2 separate regions of the Mus musculus genome follow, and region 1 is linked to region 2. Evidence: chromatin contacts called from ENCODE Hi-C or POLR2A ChIA-PET data. All regions are on one chromosome and are shown on one strand. The core of a region is the stretch at or near the end of the contact, and the rest is flanking DNA. Distances in the headings are between cores, read along the strand shown. Region 1 holds the start of Insig1 (insulin induced gene 1). Region 2 overlaps Gm35223 (a long non-coding RNA gene).

Region 1 (2,908 bases), core at 84-2,583, 34 kb after region 2:
AAAAAAATCCGGGGGAGAGTCTGTAAAGACAAGCAAAATGGCTTGAGAAAAAGGGACTGAATTACATCTCAGTGCTCACAAGACAGATGCTTGGTGCTGGGGCGTGGGTGCAGGGTCTGGGACTGTCCCATCAAGCCAGCTTCCTGCAAGTGACTGGCATGTCTGTTCCTTAGGGCCAAGTTTCCTATGAGCGATGTGTCTGTTCCTTGGGGGCAAAATTGTGTGTATTTACACAGGTGTCGCTTTCTCAACATCTGTTTAGAGTACTTGCAGCTGATGATGGGTGGTAGAGGCAGCACCTGCTACATCCCACAGCAGAGACTCACTGCCTTTAACAATTTCCTATCAGCTGAAGCTGGGCAGGCCCTCCTGCTTTCTTGCTGTCAAAAAGGCTCCCATGTTGCTGTAATACACCATACAGTACTGATGTCCCCAACCCCCGTGTGTGTATGCCCATGAAACCTCACATGCATGGACTGGCCAGAGTGTGGAAAATGGCGAAGACCCAAGTTGCAACATTCCTTGAAGTCAAAACTGCTTCAAGCTCTTCCAAACAACGCATAGAGCCGCCTAAGAGAGGAGTGGACAGGCTGTGAGGGAAAGACAGCCAGGTCTCCACACCCGTGTCACGCTGGGAAAATGACAGCCCCCATGATCTCTGAGAAACAGCCTGCTTAGGAGGGTGACTTTGTTTTACACTTTTGGCACAAAGCCACATTCCTTACCTAAGGTCTCACACACACACAGTGCCTTTTCAGGCCTGCTCACCACCCTGTGGTTTTAGCCGGTGGCGTCTTGGCTAGGGGAGCCCTGGTCTGAGCTGTGAACCTGCAGAGCACTTGCCATTAGCAGCCAGCCCAAGCGATCCCAGGTCTTTTAAGCACTCAGGAGGGTTTGCGCTCCGGGTCCTTTCCTTCGGACCTGCGTGGACCTCATTATCTCAGAAACCGAGGTCCGGCAGCGCAATAGGGCAGCATCGGACCATCTGACTCGCTGGCCGCCCGCTCCGGTGCCCGCCCCGGCGCCTGCCCGAATAGCGCGCGCTCGAGCGCGTGCCGGGCACCAGCCCCACCCCCCCGGTGGCGTGTGCATACGTCATATGGGCCGCCCTCCTCCCATTGGCTCCGGCGGCCTCACCAGACCCCGAGCGGACAGGCGCGCGGACAGGGCGGGGCCGCTTGAAGACACGCCCCCCAGCAGGGCGCGCGGGCGGCGGATAGGCTGGGTGAGGTCACGTGGCTCCGGTGGCAGCCTGCCTTATAAGCGGAAACCGCGCGGGGCCGCGGCCGCTCCTGGGCCGTCCGGGCGCGGTACGTGTAGTGTCGTGGCGTGTACCTTCCATGCTGTGCCTGGACGCCGATGCCCAGGCTGCACGACCACGTCTGGAACTATCCAAGCGCGGGCGCTGCGAGGCCGTACAGCCTCCCGCGAGGCATGATTGCGGCGGCCGCTTGTCCGCAGGGCCCCGGAGTCCCCGAACCCGAGCACGCGCCCCGGGGCCAGCGAGCGGGAACCACAGGATGCAGCGCGCGGCCGGGCAGCTGGCACCACGACTTGGTGCAGCGGAGCCTAGTGCTCTTCTCATTTGGCGTGGTCCTGGCCCTGGTGCTCAACCTGCTGCAGATCCAGCGGAATGTCACGCTCTTCCCCGACGAGGTGATAGCCACCATCTTCTCCTCCGCCTGGTGGGTGCCCCCGTGCTGTGGCACGGCAGCGGGTGAGTGCCTTTCCTTGTTCTTGGGGTGGGGGAGGGGGATGAAGGGACACGTCAGCTGTTAAAGTCACCCTTGTTACAAGAAAAGGAGAACGGAGAGGGTAGGAAACCCCAGACGTTGGCGAGCGACAGGCGGAAGTTGGAGGGACTAGTGATGGAGATGAGGTCAGGAGATAATTGGCAGTTTAAGTGGAGGAGTCGCAGCTGTCTCGTTGAGCCAGAAGCCAGGATTGGCCGCCTGGAGAACTGGTGAGGGCAGCACCACGCAGCTATTGGCTGCCTGAGCAAACGTGCTACCTCGCTGGATAACTGAAAACAAACCATCACGTGCGCTCAAGAGGCAGTTGCCAGGGGACAGACTTCTCTGCCTTCTGCAGATTGTGGCTATCAGCCAAACCTTCTGGAACTCCGTGCCCAGTAGACTTGGGACAGGAGGAAAAAAGGAGCCTTTGGGCCTAAGCACACCTATGGTGTCACCTCTTAGGCCCAACGAAACTTGTAACAGTGCCACAGTCTTTTTTCTTTCCTTGATCATTTTGCTGCTTTTTGCCAAAAGTGTTGAGTAATTACAGTCCAACAGATCCTGCATAGTTTACAGTGTACAGCGTTGATAACCATTTGTCAAGTGTTTCTCCCCCCTCAGCCCTGCTTGTCCTTGTCCTGTCCTGTGTAGGTGGGCAGTATTTGCTCAGGTGCATCTTTCCTCCAATCTGCAGCCACAGGACAGCAGGAGCAGTGCCTGTCTGCTTTGAAGCCAGCTTTTATTGACTGCCTGCCTATGCTTTATATGCTGGGCTTGGGTGCTGTGCTGTAGCTGAGTCATGGGTTAAATGTAGGATGCAGGACACTTAACTGTTGATTTCCAAGGCTGCTTGCTCTCAGGCTCACCTGCAGCATTATGAGGGTCAGCCACATGACAGTTGTGTGCTTCTTGGTTGTTTTGGACTGGGGGTGGCCTCATTCATGCTAGGCAAATCATCTGCCACCAAACTACTATCCCCAGCATTTAAAAGTTCCTTGGGGAATAAGATGGAGATTTGAATTCTCTTTTCCTTACATATGAAACCTAAGGCTCTTTGAATTTGAAAGTTTATCTTCAACATGAAGCATCATGTTTGTGATGAAAGTTTAAGGGAACCCAGTAAACCAGTTTCTCATCTGAATATGAGGCTGGACTGGTACTGCTTTCACCAC
Region 2 (3,019 bases), core at 482-2,981:
AGAACTTCCCCAAGCAGAGCTCCAGATTCACCCTCCACTGATAGTGCCCATCATGAGCAGGGACAGTGGCCACTATCAGGGTCCCAGGTTCATGCCCATTTATGACCTTTGTTCCTGTTAAGAGGTGAACTATGTACTCCTGAAGCTCACATGTCACAGAATTAACCTTTAGTACCTGGAAAGGTGGCCTTAATAGGAGACAGGCTATTACAGGCTGATATAAGAAGACAAAGCAAACCTACAAGGGAAAGATGAAAGAAAGAAAGAAAGAAAGAAAGAAAGAAAGAAAGAGAGAGAGAGAGAGAGAGAAGAGAAGAGAAGAGAAGAGAAGAGAAGAGAAGAGAAGAGAAGAGAAGAGAAGAGAAGAGAAGAGAAGAGAAGAGAAGAGAAGAGAAGAGAAGAGAAGAGAAGAGAAGAGAAGAGAAGAGAAGAGAAGAGAAGAGAAATGTCCACTAAGGTCATCAGCCATAACTACAGATAGAGAGGCCTAAAGGGCTCAAAGAGCTAATCCTTTGAAACTGGGTCCATCTCTCTCACAGTCACAACTGAGACACTATTTACAGTGCTGATGCCACCCTGTCTATAGAACCAGGCATCTCTCATGATGAATTTCCCAACCATCATTGACTTTTCCAGTTTGGGTCAGATCAATTATGCCTGACGCCACCTCTCCCAACATCTACTACTAAGCAGGTAGCACAGGAGGAGGAGGAGGTGTGGAAAGGGAAGTGGGTGGGGACATAGGTTGGAGACACTTATAGAAAAAGAAGACTCTCCAGAGTTTCTACAGAGTGAGGTCATGAGCTGGAGCCCAGATGCTAGGCATCTTAAGGAAGCAAGGGCAGCAATGGAAGTCTTGGGACTTGTCAGTGAAACAGGCAGTGTCTCTAGGAAGTGCAGATTCAGCAAAGCAGACCTGAAACATCAAGGCTTGTTCTTTCTTACTCTGGCCTCTGTGTGGTGCAGAAGTTAGCTGCTGTTCCCAGAGCTAGTTCAGACAATGGAGAATAGACATTATACTCTGCTCTGCAGGTGACAACAGGTCAGCAGACCTTTGTCCCAATAGATCTCTCAGTGGTCAGACACCCTCCAGATTCCCTTATCCCAACATGGTCCTGGCATTTGTCATCAGTGCTGAGACAGTCCAGCTGCCACTTCTCTTGGTTCAGCCCAGTCTTGTGACAGTATATGGGGTGACTCAGCCACTTTTCCTGAATGGTAGTCTTTCCAAGGGGTGTTGCCACTTTGCACTTGGGAGACACAGCCAAGTTCTCAAAAACATCCTGTTTCTGAACTTGGCTCACGAGAAGGAAAGCAGAGAGGTCCGAAACCAGATCTCTGAGCTGCATGGGGTGCTGGGAGGAGTCAGGGTCAGCCAGAGGGCAGGGAGGGGAAGTGGCGTGGAGCTATGTTTAATTAAGGGGTAGGTGGCAAGATTAGTGGCAGATGTGAGAAGAGGGTCTCACATGCCACCTGCAAGAAGCATTTAGAAAACTGGAACTGGGAATCAAAAGTCATCCAAGTCACAGGAGCTCCCCCACATTGCCACACTGGTCTGTGGTGGTAACAGAAGTAGATTCCATATCCAGTGGGCTTTCCTAGAGGGCCTGGAAGGACAGAGCTGGTTCCCAAATGCTGCTTACTGTTACAGTGTGGGAAGGAGGTCAGCTTTCACAATCACAATCCTGCCTGAAAACACAAGCTCTCAAGAAAACGTGTGCTTGCAACACAAGTGCCTGAAGAGGGAAACGGCTGTGCTGTTGTAGTCTCTCCCCTTTCCCCCGCATGTCAATGTGCCAATTGCAGCAGCTGGAAGAATCTGCTGCAATTGGCACATCGTGACGAGAGGGCATAACAGAGCTGTGACAGTGAAGCCTGCCACAGGGTCAGAATTCATTTTTTTCTTCATTAATAATATCCTAATTTGCATCATTAATATGTCATGATCCATGAGCACAGGCAAATAATGGTACAACTGCTGAACAAAAAAATGCCACCTGCGGAGCAAAGAGAACAAACACACTTACATGCAGGAGACATCAGTTCCCCCAAACCTCACCAGCATCAAAACAGCTATTTGAGGAATGCAGAGAGGACTATTCTCCATGGCTCTATGGGAGGAGGAGCTCTGGGTGTACCTACCACTCCCAGGCTACCATTGGACAAACCTGAAAATTCCAAACAAAGCTGATGAGAGCCCGCTGGCTAAGCTCCTTGCCTGGTTTCTCCAGCTGGCCCCAGGCCAAGAGGCGGGATGTTTCAGGCCACAGTGGTGCCACCCCATCAGCCCAGATCCACCTCTTTCTGTGACTGCAAACCTCAGCTATTTTTGGCCAGCCAGCCTGTGTCAGGAAGTGGAACAGGATGATGAGCCCAGAGAAAAAAACACCTGTGGGATGTATTCAGCTATGTGCCAGACTACTGCTGACATTGGAAACTTTGAGAATGCTAGACACAGAGGTCCCCTGGAATCTATACTCCATTCCTTGACTTGAACAACTGAACATATCAGCTGCCTGCTCTGCTCAGGACCACCTTGTTCTAAACCGTAGCTCTGAATTATTTACATAAGCTAAGACAGGTCCAGTGTCACTAGGAGATATGATCTTACAGGGCCAACATCATGTGTGCTTCTCTCTGTCAACCATCCTGTTGCTATATGGTACATGGATGTCTCATATTACATAGCAGAAATTGTGCTCAGAGAGTATGACTTTGGTAACCTGCACACACATGTACACACATATACTCAGGTGCATACACATACGTGCACAGACAGGGATTTCAGTATGTTCATTTTCTAACTATAATAATTACTTCATTGTATGTATGTTATCAATATATCATGTGATCTTTAATGTTGCTTACTAGAAATATATTCAATAAAACACAAATATATTAACATTCATGTGAGTTGGAATTATCTTAGAAATACATTTTAAAAATTCAAAAGAAATAATAAAGTTAGTCTTTATTTTACTTATTTTTATTTTTGCAACAGTTTCTCCTTATAACAGCC

Evidence for each region. A loop is a pair of places that touch in the nucleus more often than their neighbours do. ChIA-PET counts read pairs that join two places held with the same protein, here RNA polymerase II (POLR2A).
Region 1: a map of heart shows a loop between it and region 2 (4-fold over the local background). The contact joins the promoter of Insig1 here to the enhancer-like site in region 2. A Hi-C loop is called at or near these places in 6 of 37 maps with a recorded cell type or tissue (gastrocnemius and heart). POLR2A ChIA-PET finds 5 or more read pairs at or near these places in 3 of 5 experiments (Patski and embryonic stem cell).

What each region holds. Positions count from the first base shown.
Region 1 is chr5:28,070,079-28,072,986 of GRCm38, forward strand. Insig1 (insulin induced gene 1) reads left to right here and starts at 1,334. Exons shown (of 5, transcript NM_153526.5): 1 at 1,334-1,717. The coding sequence starts at 1,360. All of the region lies in intron 1 of Gm35223 (a long non-coding RNA gene), which reads right to left.
Region 2 is chr5:28,036,105-28,039,123 of GRCm38, forward strand. The region is part of intron 1 of Gm35223 (a long non-coding RNA gene); the gene reads right to left. Among named protein-coding and RNA genes, the nearest start is that of Gm26608, 18 kb to the right of the region's middle. Within about 2 kb of position 1,732, at least 1 of the 3 ENCODE cell types and tissues checked has a DNase peak (open chromatin) inside an H3K27ac peak, as active enhancers do; it is heart, where a contact is called at or near this core.